2 separate regions of the Mus musculus genome follow, and region 1 is linked to region 2. The links are chromatin contacts, found by Hi-C or POLR2A ChIA-PET in ENCODE. All regions are on one chromosome and are shown on one strand. Each heading gives the region's core, a stretch centred on a gene start or an enhancer-like site at or near the end of the contact. The rest is flanking DNA. Distances are from core to core; before and after follow the strand shown.

Region 1 (6,755 bases), core at 2,627-5,126, 750 kb after region 2:
TAGGGTACAGGTATTCTATAGATTACACTTGTGTACTGTGTCAAGCTGTCTTCCAAAGCAACCCAATTACAAAAAGTTCATAGGAAGGGAGTGATGTCTTAAAAATGACTTATACACTTAAGACAAAAACAAGAAGAAAGAAGATGCTTAGAGGGAGTAACCAGGTCCTGAGGAATTGTCAGGGGGAAGCTTTAGGTTTTGCTCTGTGAAAGCTTTGGTAGAAGGCAAAGCAGAAGCTGGTGCACTGCAGAAGGTGCACTGCAGAAGGTGAATGTGCTTTCAAGTCCATGACTCTGCCAACAGTGCTTTTGGTGGGAAGCACAGTCTGGCAGCACTAACCTCACACAAGCTGGCAGGAAGTGTCAGTTGGGAAACTGGCACATGCGGTGGTATGTCCTACTTCAGTGTTAACGTCAACACAGTCAAGGTTCTGAAAAAGACTATTTCTTAAACCTCCCCAATGTTAGCAAAAAGTTTTTCGGTACAAATTAATAATTTGAACCAGTCTTTGACAAAATATAATGAAAATGTAGAAAGAAATGACCAACGAGTATTCAATTGTTTTTAATTTATTTGAACCTAAAATAGAGGATAATTTAATGAATACAACATACCTACTTCTCAGAATTGAGAGACTAAAGTATAAAGTCATGGTAGGGAGTGGTGGTATATACTTTTAATCTATATCTATGTACTTTTATCACCTTAATAAAACTATGGCTAATGTTTGGAAGCAATTACTCTGATCCTTATTCTATTTTTTCAAAACATTACATATAAAGCAAATATAATGTTGTATCATGTAATATTAACAGAGCATCATAAATGCAAGTTTTCATGGCTATTTTTTTAGCTGCATAATATTCCAAGTTGACACTCCACTACTGATTTCATTATTCTTTGCATTTATAGTCTGGGTTACTTGCAACTTTCTTTGTTGGCTTTCTTGAGTAATACTGCAATGACCACACTATAATATACAACTTAGGAGAGCTACCTTCTTAGTGTGTATCTGTTTAAGGACAACAGTGGTATTTTAAGCTGTTAATTTTCCAAGATAAGGAAATTATAGCCAATTTACTTTCAGGGTGTATGTGTTTGTGGGTGGGGGGAGTATGCCATCGGTGATGTTAAAGTACTCCCGTTCCTCCAACTGAATTCTGATTCATGAGTGAAGGAGAGAGTATTTGGATATGTATCATTCTCGACACCCTTTGCATACTTAAGGACCCCCAGGGGTAACTGTGTAACATTTGATTGTGATTAATCTGACACTACCAAAGCTGCCCAAGTATCTCAGTCTACTTTTCTCTAATTTGTTCAGGATAGTTTAATATAATTTTGTTAAATGTAGTACTGATGACAAACTTTAATACTGCTTCTTCTAATGACTACCTGTGAACTTCTGAGGCTCAGTCTTACACATCTTAATTTTATATCTATATACTTTTTTTTTATGAATGTATGTGCATGTGTGTACAGGGTACACCTGAAAGTCTGAGGACAAATTCAAGTGTCATCCTTGGAAAGGCTGTCCACTTTTTCTGAGATGAGGTCTCTCCCTGGCCTCCAGCTACTACCAATTAGGCTAGATCGGCTGGCCAGCTAGCACAGCGGGCTCTTCTGTCTCTGCTTTCTCAGCGTTGGTGTTATATGCACACCACTATGCCTAGCAATTTTTACTTGGATTCTGGGGACTGGAACTCAGTTCTTCCAATCGCAAGGCAAGTGTTTTCCTGACTGAACCATCCTCAGGCCAGGTCTTGTTATGTCAGAGCCTAGCATAGCTCTTGCTTGGTATGTAATCATCATTGATTCTCATTTAAGGTTAGTTTGAACAATATGTTGAATGTAGCTTAAATTTATCAAGCCCTGAAACACCACCTTCCATGGCAAGTCTTTAAGACATGCACGTTTATTTAACACCAATGAAGCATCCAATACAAACAGCACACACGACTCACTAGGTACGCCCTGGATTGGAATGAATAAACTTTGGGCAATTTCAGGCCTTCCCCTGCTCAGGGACAATTTGCCTTTCTTTTATTGCTTCTCGGCGTTCTTATGGGGATCCCTTTTCTTTTCTTTTTTTTTTTTTTTAAAGATTTATTTTTATTTATTATATGTAAGTACACTATAGCTGTCTTCAGACACTCCAGAAGAGGGCGTCAGATCTTGTTACAGATGGTTGTGAGCCACCATGTGGTTGCTGGGATTTGAACTCTGGACCTTCGGAAGAGCAGTCGGGTGCTCTTACCCACTGAGCCATCTCACCAGCCCGGGGATCCCTTTTCTTCTTAAAGGAAATGTGAATGTTGCTACTTAGCATTTTGGAACCTTGTGATAGTTTCTAATTGCCTTCAAGAAAAAGTCCAATCCCTTAATACTGCCTGAAAAGCACTTCTGCGAACTCTGCTCAGCTGTGTGATATCATTACACTACTAAAACCCTACCCCCATTCACCTGGAGACCTCCTTCACAAGCTGTTAGCTTCGGCTAGAATGCTCTTTCTCTACACACCTAGCAGCAATAAAAAGCAAGTGCTAGATTGAATTCTTCCCAAACACGGGACATTTTTATGAACCACTTCGCTCATTATGAAGTGGATACTTACTTAATCTCAAATGTACAAAGGAGACACAGAGAAGCAAGCAGGTTCCAAAGGCAGGTCTGAATTCAAGGATGCTGTAAACACTCTCCCCACTCCCCAACAGTTCTCAGTAGGAGTTCAACTCTTTAAATCCCCTCTAACAGCTGATGTTAACACTAGACACTAATTCACATCTTATGCCTCATTAGCCGGAGGATAAATAAGCCCTCTGAATTCAGGTCCGACTGCATCTGGTTAACTTTTGCATCCCCAGCTCCTTGGGAACATGTAATTAACATTAACAAATACCTGTTGGATATTTAAATGAGTGAACACTGCGTCCACGCAGAGATAGCAGCTTAGAATTTCCCTGGGCAGCATCACTAGGCTTACCAGATTGGGATCTATATAGCATGCATCTCAACCTCACCCTTTTGGCAGTGTGAAACTTTATATATTCTTTTGTGACTTCGTCAGGCTGCCACGATTCCTTAAATGCTGCCCACACCCGTCCTTTTCATAACAGGGATTTGTCTTTTGAGAAAATCTTTTAGAGAAGATTTCTAAAACCCTAATATCAATTTTTCACTTCACTGCGGTTCAATTGTCTTCACGCCTCTCCCCTTTAAAAAAAGGTGGTGGTGGGGGGAGCAAATTGGAAATCAATGAGGGGAAAACTTTTTTTTAAAAAGTGAATTTCGAATGCAGAGTAGGAAAACATTCCAGCACATTTGGAATTGGGTCTTCCCGTGCTGCCAAGGTAGCACTGTCCCAGGTGGCACCTTTGAGAGAAAAAAATCCCGAGGGCCATCAAAGCGGAGGAAACAGGTGCTGCTCTAAGCAGGGGTTTGGTGGCATCCAGGGTTCTGGCTCCATCTTTTGACAAAGAGCCCAGAAGCTAAGGCTATCTGGCCAGTAGTCCATCACCTTCGAGGGGGAGGATTTAAAAAAAAAAAACAAAAAAAAAAAAACAAAGGCTAGAGGGGTGGCGGAGCACAGGGAAAGGGAGAGGAAACGTGACAAACGGAAGCAAACTCTCCTCTCCGGGGAGCGAGGTTGGGCTGCGTCCCCTTCCAAGGACCTGAGACGGACTGTCATTTTGTGTTTTCCCCTCCAAGCGGACTACCACCGGGTCTCGTGAGAGCCTCGGCGCCGCCGCCGTGGGGAAGGCCTCCCTCCGAGGGCTCGGGCTGAAGCAACCGCCTCCGGTCAGCTCGCGGACGCCCCGTGGGGGCCACGCCTGCGGTCCCCCACCCCCGGGCCAGGCCTCCTACCCACAAGGCCCCGCGCCACTCGCGCAGGCGCAGAGGCGGCGAGCGTCTCAGGAAGAGGAAAATGGCATAAACAAGTCGGGAGGACCCGGAGCGCGAGCCGACGAGCGAGCGGAGGGCAAGAGTTTAAAAACAAACCGGCGGCTCCCTCCCGCCGTGCCTTTGCCCCACAGCTTCCGGTCGCCGCCGCCTCAGGGTCGTTTCTCCCCGCAGCCCCGGCCGCGCGCCCACCGCGGCGTCCCGCGCGGCCCCTTTAAGGACAGCGGAGAGGGAGAGGGAGAATCCCTGCTCGCCGCCCGCCCGCCCTTCCCCCTCCCCGGGCGGCTCCGGCTCCCTCAGCGGGGCCCAACCCGCCCGCCCGGCTTCCATCCGGCTCCGGCGGCGGCTCCTTCCCGCCCTCGTCTATGGTGGCGGCGGGGGACGCGGCTGCGGCGTGGCCATGAACAGTGGCGGCGGCGGTGGCCTCCCGCCGCCCTCGGCCGCTGCCTCGCCGTCGTCGTCCTCGCTGGCGGCGGCCGTGGCGGTGGCGGTGGCGGCCTCGTCGGGCGTCGGGGGCGTCCCCGGCGGGCCGGCGGCGGCGGCGGGCGTGAAGCTCAAGTACTGCCGCTACTACGCCAAGGACAAGACGTGCTTCTACGGCGAGGAGTGTCAGTTCCTGCACGAGGACCCAGCCGCCGGCGCGGCCCCGGGGCTTGGCCTCCATAGCAACAGCGTCCCGCTGGCGCTAGCGGCCGCGGCCGGGGCCGCCTTTCCTCCGGGAGCGCTCCCGGGCGGGGGAGCGGGGCCGCCCGCGGGGCCCAAGAAGCCGGAGCTGGGCGTCCCGGGGGCGGCGACCGCGGGCGGCGGACTCGATGGCCCGCGGGTGGCGAGTAAGTGAGGCCCGGGCGGGGTGGTGCGGTGCGGGGTTGGTGCGGTCCGGGCGCGGGGAGGAGGCCTGAGCCTGCCCGCTTCCCCTCACCTCCGGGCCGCAGGAGAGGCCTAGGCCCTGCGCAGCCCTCCTTCCTTCTTCCTGTTTCCTCTCTGGGCTCCGCCGCTCGGGGCAAACCCCGGAGCTAGGGGAGGCGGGTTCCCGGGAGCGTGGGTGGACGGACGGTCGTGGTGTAATTGGGGTGGGGTGGGGGGCGCTGGGAGTGGGGTGCGGGGAGCAGGGGGGATGGGCTGCGGAGTGGAAGCAAGGGGGTGTCGCTTCCGGGTTTGTGTGTGTGTGTGTGTGTGTGTGTGTGCGCGCGCGCGCGCGTGTGCGTGGAAAGGGGCTGGGTCTGCGAGCACATGTGTCGGTGCGTGCTCGCGTGGAGCGCGGGCTGCCGAAAGTTGCCGGCTGGGAACTCCTTCTAAAGGATGTCCGGGGCCAGGGGTGGGGGTGCGGGGAGGAGAGGTGTATGAAGATCAGCTTTATTCATTTATTTATTTTTAAGTAAGCACAGGTTTAATAGAGAGCTTAGGTTAGGAATTTCCCAAGACTTGCGCTCAGGCAGGTTTCTGGAAAGCCAGAGTAAGTGAACTGGGCGTCTGCAGGGATCTTGTCTTTCCCATGGCGTTATACCGAGTGAACTTGCTCAGCACTGGGCCTCAAGAGCGTCTCGCACCCCGAAGGCTTTCGTGAGAAGAATTTAGGGCTGTGTACGTTATAGCTGTTAAGTTAAGTGGAGTTTGCTGTTACTGTAAATGCTTTGAACATTAGAATTAGATGCTTGATTTCCTCTAGTTTTAGATCTTGTGATAACTTGATAGTCAAGTTAACTTGAACTTCAGAACAATCTGTCTTTAACACAAACAACCTGATAAAGTGGTTTACTACTTACTGGGATAATTTATTTTTAACAGCCCCCCCCCTTTCTTTTTTTTCTTTTTTTTTTTTTTTTTTTTTTTTTTTTGGTCTCTTGTTTACCGAAGCTTAAATGGTAATAAATTTAGATGCTTTGTAAAGAAGTTAATTTCCTGGTGGGATGTAGCCGTTAATTTTTTAAAAATTACGTGTGTGTGTGTGTGTATGTATGTATGTATGTGTGTGTGTGTGTCATTGTCAGTGTGCTCTCACATAGCATGAATGTAGAAAGGTAAGAGGACAGACAGTTTAGGGGAGTCATTGCCCTCCTACAGCATGGGTCCTAAAGCTGGAACTCAGGTGGTCAGCCTTGGCAGTAGGCACTTTAACTACTAAGGCTTAACAAGCAAGCGTTGTCTTTGCCCCCTTCCTCCTCTTCTGTTTCTTTTTTCAGACAGGGTTTCTCTCTGTGGCCCACACTTGTCTGATCCCCCTGCCTCAGCCTCATGAGCTGGGAGTATAGGTTTGCCATCATGCCCAGTGGAGCTTTTGTTTAAGGTAAATTGTATGAAATGAAGTTGTGCCTCTGGTTCATTTAAGGATAATGTTTGATTGGTAAGGAATGAAAAAAACAGTATCTGTCCTAAGTTGGCTTTTTGTTGCTGCTTTAAAACACCATAACCAAAAGCAGCTTGGGGAGGAGGGAAGGTTTATTATGCATTAGAGTCAGTTATTGAGGGAGCCACACACAAGCTCAAGGTATGAACCTGGAGGCAGCAACTGAAGCAGAGACCAAGGAAGGAGGCTGCATACTGTCACTCTGGCTTGCTCAGCTACATTTCTTAAGCCTAGGCCCACTGCTGTTAATGGACTGGGTCCTCCTCCATCAGTAGACAGTCAAGAAAATGCCTTACAGAAATGTCCACAGACCAGTTTATTAGAGGGAAGTCTTCCTTGCCTAGGTGAGTGGTTTGTGTCAAGTTGACAAAAATTAACCAGCATAGTGACTGCCTTCCAAACTAGGACACCTAAAAGTGCTGGTCCTTAACGTGTGATCTTTCTAAGGTCGCAGTTGGACACAAGAACTGGGAAGGTCGGATAGAACTAAGTGAAGGAAGGAGCTGAAGGA
Region 2 (6,780 bases), core at 2,467-4,966:
TCACGAGCTGTGAGGAGCCACAGAGCAAACGCCCATCAGGTAGTCAGTGGTGCATAATATGTGCTCAAAAGCAATTAACTTCAGCCATTCTCAACTTGCTGGGACCTCTTGGGGGAATCTTTAAAGTCATCTAGTTCCTTTGCAGTTGGAGGAAGCTCTTACCCATAATTCTCTTTCTACAGTTTCAACCTGCCTGTGGTTGGGTTGAAAACTAAATGGAAAAAAAAAAATCCAGAAATGAGCATTTCACAAGTTCTAAACAGTGCCTCATTCCAAGAAGTGGCACAGTGGCCTTTGTCATTCCGCTCCTCCCAGCCCGGGGTTGGTCATGCTTTTGTGTAGTGTATCCACACGGTACATGCTACCTGTTTTCTAGTTACCTAGGAGCTAACTCAGTTATCCGATTGACTGTCCTTGTACAGAGCATCTCTATCTTGGATAGTGTCCAAGAACCCTGCCGTTTCAGAAATCCTTGGGAGAGTGGGGCTGGGGGGGGGGGGAGCTGGAGAGGGTGGTCCTGGAAGGTATTCCTTGCAAGTAGGTCTCTGGTTCACCTGTGTTCATCATCAAGTCATTCAGAGTAGCCATGTGTCCCCCAGCATGAGGAGACCGCGGCCTCGGCACCCAATGGAATAGTACTCAGACTGAAAAGGAATAAAACCTGGCACATGTGACGGAGTGGCTAAAGCCAGGGGACACTTGGCTACTCTGAATGACTTGATGAAATAAGCCAGACCCGAGAAGAGAATTCCTGTATGATGTTACATACATGAGGTCAGACTTAGAAAGGAAGACTGGGGTGTTGGCTGCCAGGAGCTGGCCGCGGTGGGTGGAGGAAGTTAATGTTTAATGAAATCTGCTCCAGTTTCGGTTCTGCATGATGAAAAGCCGTGGAGGCAGATGGTGGGGGTTGCGCAAGGACTAGAAGGGACTCAATGCCGCCGAACCGCATGCATGATGACGGCCAACGTGGTCCTGTTTTATGGTATCTCAGTTAAAGCAGTATTTTATTATGTTAGAAAGAAGTGGTTTCCTTTCATGGGTCCACATGGTTGAGATCCTGTGGCTCTGGGTAAGACATAGAGTAAAATTTAAATTTAAATAGTGGCTCTTAAAAGGGACCCTCTCATCCCACAGAGTCTGACTCAAACTCAGCAGTGACCTCCTGAGGGTGATTGCAGCAGCTTGACATTCCCAGAGTCCTCTCTAATAGCAGTGACCTTCTACAACCCTGTCACCTACTGCCCTCAGGGGCTGAATGGGTTCAGGCCCCCACTCCACCCCACCCACCCCACCCCACCCCCATTCCTAAGCCCCAGAACCATCCACTGATTTCACCCTTCCCCCAGATTCTTTGTCCTCCTTGGGCCCCCAAAGAAGCTAAGAGGGCTTTGGGGGACTGCATTATACCCTAGAGGGATTTTAACCTTCCTTGGAAAGAATTCAGAGCTGGCAACAGACTCCTGACCCAGAACGCCCCCTTTGCCAGGAGTCGAGTTGACAGCCCAGCTGGCATGCAAATACGGACAGAACGGATGGGGACGCAAGTCCTTCAGTAGCAGAGTGAGAAGTCCATGCGAGACCAGCATTGCATGTCTCATACATGTGATTGCACAGCGGACCGGCATCTACATTCTGTTGTTGTTGGTGGTGGTGGTGGTGTTTTTAAGGATTTATTTAATTTTTTTTATGTATCAGTACACTGTTGCTCTCTACAGAGATGTCACAAGAGGGCATCGGATCCCATTACAGATGGTTGTGAGCCACCATGTGGTTGCTGGGAATTGAACTCAGGACCTCTAGGAGAGCAGTCAGTGCTCTTAACTGCTGAGCCATCTCTCCAGCCAGACATCTACATTCTTAAAACACGCATGGGCAGTAGAGCAAACAACCAAAGAGGAGGTGTTTACAGACTCAGTTGGAACTACTCAAATGAAGGAACTGGTGAGATTGCACAGTGGTTAGAGCGCCAGCTGCAATTCCAAAGGACCCGGGTTCGAGTCCTGGCACCCACACAGCAGCTCACAACTGTCTACAACTCTAGTTCCAGGGGATCTGACGGCCTCGTCTGGTCTCCTCAGATACCAGGCACACAAATAGCTCAGAGACATACATATAGGTTAAACACCCATACATATAAAAGAAATTAACTGATAAACTGCTCACTCTATAGAAACATCCCAGACAGAAGTACAGCCAGGGGCAGGGGGACACCAAGGCAAATGCTCCTTGCCTGTCTAGGGCATATCCAGGCTTCTGCTCAAACAAAGCACAGGGAAGAATGGCCCACACACCTTCTGCTTACAACACCATTAGTTAATTAAATCATAGCTTTACTGTGCCTGCCTGCAATTAGCTCTACAGCTAATCTAGACGTTTCCAGCTTCCTGGGGTCTGCTGGTCTTTTTTTTTTTTTTTTTTTTTTTTTTTTTGTGCTTGGCTCGCAAATGTCAGGCTGAAGCTATGGTGACAGATAAAGAGAGACCTAGCGGTCCTTTCTCGATTACAGCTTTTCCCCTTTGATATCTTTATGCTGTGCTATAAAAGGCCTATTATACTTAATTTAAAGAGTGAGGCCTGCTGACACCTCTTTCAATTGTTAATCTTTAGGAAGCAATGGGCGGAATATTATTTGAAAGGAATAAAGCGCTTGCTTTATTGGAGAGTTTAGAGAGTAGTAAAGATCTAATAGCCGGCACAACAATCCGTTGTTTGCACTTCGTGAGAGTTGGATTTATTAGCATAAGCCACTTAAGGCATGTTACAGTCAGCCTCAGCCCCAGCCCCAGGCTTTCCCTTGGGCTGCTGGAGCACGGGGAGGTGTGGAGAGAAGCCGGTCTAGTCCATGACCACACTATCTGCAAGCATGTCGCCCAGAGCCTACACAACGTGTCCATATATTTACATGATGTCACACCCTAAACCAGTGGACAGTGGCTGTCTGTCATATGTCCTATACACCAAGCCATGGTCTGCCTCATCTGTCTCTTGCAAGGTCCAGGAGGACCAGACCCGGGACTTAATTAAACCCGAGAGCCAGAAAACCTCTTGGCTCTTATTGAGAGAAGACGGGGACCTTCAGTTTCTGCTCATCAAGTGAGGTTTCAGAGCCTGCCAGTGGCCTCTGACCTTGGGGTAGAAATGGCAGGCCCCAAGAGAAGTTCAGAATGCACATGTTTGAAGTAGCAGTAGCTCCCAAGGGATAGGGTGTTTTCCTTCTGAAACCCCGCAAAGAGAAAAGTACGGTTCGTAAGCCTGCCTGTCAGTCAACCTGCTTTGGCTTCTCCAAGATGACGCCCGGGAAGGTTTTGAAGCCTAGAGACCCGTGATAGGCTTCTAAATACCGGCAACTCTCTCCTCTAGGAACATGACTCCACCCTGGTACACCGAGGTGAGGCTGGAGGTCTGACAGACATCCCCGCTGCTCACAATCACACCACCAGTCAAGGGAGCCGGCTCTGTACCCACCCACACCCAGTTCAAAAGGTGAACAGCCCCAGCCAGGGCCTCCTGACAAGCCTCAAGCTGGCCCCACTGATCCTCCTGCCCCTGAGAAACATTTATCGCTTGAACTTTCAGCCTACTAATTCCAACCAAGGTCCATATCGCTCAGCTTCAGGCAATAAAAAGAAAAAGAAAAAAAAAAAAGTATGTTTATCTTTTGGAGTCAAATCCTGTCTCTCCCAGATGACTCTTCCACTGGTCTGTTTCCTTGTTCTCTATGTCCTAATTTCCAGTCAAGGCCAGTTAGCTCAGCTCTTCCAGCAAACATGAGAACCTGGCCTCTCAATGAAGGCAGCTGGGCCTGGATTCCCTGAGGCCCGGTTCAAGGTCACAGTCAAGGAGCTGTTAGGAGCAAGAGCCCTGGCCTTCAGGGGCTCTGTTCTATAAATAATGGATGCTAGTTGTTCAGATTTGAAGGTATCTAAATAAATAAATCTCTTCTTGAAGCCATATTGAAACTCTGGGGAGCCAAGGAAAGCTAACACCTACAAAAGATGATATCTGGACTCTCAATAGCACGAGGCAAGATCTACACTAGGCCCAATGTAAGGTTAGAGACACAACAACCCCCTGGTCTCCTGCTTCACCTGCCTTCTGCCTGCCCTGGGGCCGTGCGTCTGGCTTCTGCACTCTTGCACAAGAAGCGAGGTTGGTAGTGAGTATTAGGTACCACCCTGGAGAGGAGGAACCAGACAGAGGGAGAGCCACCTTTGGGTTGCCACCCAGATGTCTTGTTAGCAAGCGCCAACTCAGGACCAAAAGTCAGCCCCAGATAGCGTTCCTTGCCTCTTGCTGATTCTGCTCTTGAAGGAGTCTCATTAAGTCATTCTGTGGGCAAGGGCAAGATGGAGTAGGGTTGGGGGGTCCTCTACTAGCAACACTTGAACAAGCAGTCCCAGAGATGTGTCCTCAAAGAGGGGCGGCCCCAGGGCTTCACTAGGCCAGCCAACCACTCTACTCTCAAGTCAACACTGAAGCTTGCCAAAAAGAGAAAAAAACTCCCATTGCCCGGCTGTGAGAGGAACCTGTCAAGACAGGTGAGACAGCACCATCTTGGGAAATCCTGTGACTCTTAAGGACACTTTTTTGTGTCAGGACCCTCCTTAATCATAGTTTAGCCATTTTCTTTTCACTAGCTCAGTATTACTGGGCCACAAAGGAAAGCATCTCTGTAGCAAGCAGCGGCCCCAGATTAAGTGTCAGGAAACTGAGCATTGGATACGGTAGTCTTTATGTACCCAGGACCCCCTAAGGTAATCTGGAGTTACGGTGGGGAGATGCCCTTGAGCCGCTGGCCTAGCAGTGAGCACCAGGCAAGCCCCCTGCATGTGCAGTCACGCCGCAACCACGCACCGTTCTAAAGTAGAAAGAAAAGAAGGCAGGAGCTCACAGGGCTTTGTGCATCCACATGGCACATCCCACCGTCTCCTCGCTCAGCCGGCAGCAGCATCCATGGAAGATACTGGTACTGCCAAGGCATTAATGATGCTGTAAAATAATAAGCTAGAGGCTGCTCCCGCACGAGCGAGCCCTTGATAAAAGGGAGATTTACAGCCACATCCATCAACTTAATTATCTTTTACTAGGGTTTAAACTTAGTTGTAATACTAATCTGTATTTAGTACGGTTTACGGGATCTACGGACACTTTACAATCTTCCCCTATTCACAAGTGTCAAATTATGGCAATATTGATAAAACAGAGAGACAGCGGGAGCGGGGAGGGTGGCAGGCCCAACTAGCTCATAGACTTTTTACAGCTCTGTAAAAGAAGGAAAGAAAACCTACCACTCTCTGATTTAAGGATGCAACCGTGTGGCCAATAATCAGGGCTGATAGTGTTTCAGAAGCAATTTCATAGATAATTAGCCTCCTCCAGCACCCACCCCACCCAATCCCAAGAGCAGTCTCCCTGGACTGGACCACAGGAAGCTGGTTCCATGAAGTCTGAACTCCGCTGCCTCTGTTCTTGCAGGCTATTTCCTTTAGACCAGGATGGGTCTGGGAGCCTTCTGTGGTCCCTCTACACAGAAGCGCACCATTCTCTGCCTTCCTACTACTTGAGAGGGTGAGGGTCTAGGTTCTCAACCTGTGGGTCACGACCCTTTCAAATGGGTCACATATGAGATATCCTGTAAAGCAGATATTTGCATTGAGATTCATAACAGTAGCAAAATTACAGTTATAAAGCAGCAACAACGGAATTAATTTTATGGTTGGGGGGGAGGGGGGGGTCACCACAACATGCGGAACCGTATTAAAGGGTCGCAGCATCAGGACAGCTGAAAACCACTGGTTCAGGGGACCCTGGAGGGAAGTGTGTTCTGTGTTTTCGGGGGCAGGAAAGAGGAACCAGTAGACCGTCTGTCCCTGGGGACCCTGGCTCTGCACTGTGGCCCACAGCTGTGCAGCTGTGTTGGGGAAGGGCCTCGGGTCCAGTGTTTGTGCTCCTGAGCTCAACACTTGACTCTTGAAAGGAGTCATGGCCTCCACATGAGGATCTCCTGACCCTCCAGTCTCTACCTCTCAAGTGCTGGGGTTCCACGCGTGTGTGCCACCACACCCAGCTCCTACATCTTTCAGGGGCACCAACCTCTCTCTGTCTAGACCAAGAGTTTGTTCCCGATGCCCTCTAAGCAGTGGGCAGTGTTAAGATTCTCTACCTGGAGCATACAGTCAGTCTTGACAGTTTCTTACTTGTGTTGCCTGGCACACAGTAAGTGCTCCAAAAAGGGAGACACACAGAGCGGGGAGGAGCCAGCCTTGCTGAAGGCTCAAGGAAGACACAGCAGAGAAAACTCAGGGTGCTCAGGGCTCAGGGGCACCTTGGGGTGGGGTGAAGGGAGTGAGTGTGGGAAGTGCAACACAGAAAACTGCAGGGTTCCTGGGCACCTACTGTGTGACCTTCCTAGGACTAAAAAAAGGGGAGTCTGCTGAGGCAGCCTTGGTGCTTAAACACCCCTCACTTCCTCCAAATTATTGCCTCAATAGGCAGGTGTCTCATGGTCCATGTCTGACTGTGCCCTGTGTCTGTACTGTCTACCCCCATGCCCACTCCTGTCCCTGTAATGTAAGCAGGCCAACTGGGTTAAAAGGATGGAGGGGGGATTTTTTTTTCTTAAAATAAAGAAAGAAAGGAAAGGAAAAGAGAAGAGAAGAATAACAAAACCATTTTTAAAGGCTTCTAGCAATAACGGGAGTTCCCAGTGTTCAATTGTAATGACACAAATTAAAAGGGCATTGTCAACGATTGTTAGGGCAGTTGTAGCAAAGTCAA

Evidence for each region. A loop is a pair of places that touch in the nucleus more often than their neighbours do. ChIA-PET counts read pairs that join two places held with the same protein, here RNA polymerase II (POLR2A).
Region 1: a map of v-Abl transformed pro-B cells shows a loop between it and region 2 (2.4-fold over the local background). The contact joins the promoter of Pan3 here to the enhancer-like site in region 2. A Hi-C loop is called at or near these places in 1 of 37 maps with a recorded cell type or tissue (v-Abl transformed pro-B cells). POLR2A ChIA-PET finds 5 or more read pairs at or near these places in 1 of 5 experiments (Patski).

What each region holds. Positions count from the first base shown.
Region 1 is chr5:147,426,280-147,433,034 of GRCm38, forward strand. Pan3 (PAN3 poly(A) specific ribonuclease subunit) reads left to right here and starts at 3,877. Exons shown (of 19, transcript NM_028291.5): 1 at 3,877-4,730. The coding sequence starts at 4,301.
Region 2 is chr5:146,675,820-146,682,599 of GRCm38, forward strand. No RefSeq gene overlaps it. Among named protein-coding and RNA genes, the nearest start is that of Gm34700, 21 kb to the right of the region's middle. Within about 2 kb of position 3,717, at least 1 of the 3 ENCODE cell types and tissues checked has a DNase peak (open chromatin) inside an H3K27ac peak, as active enhancers do.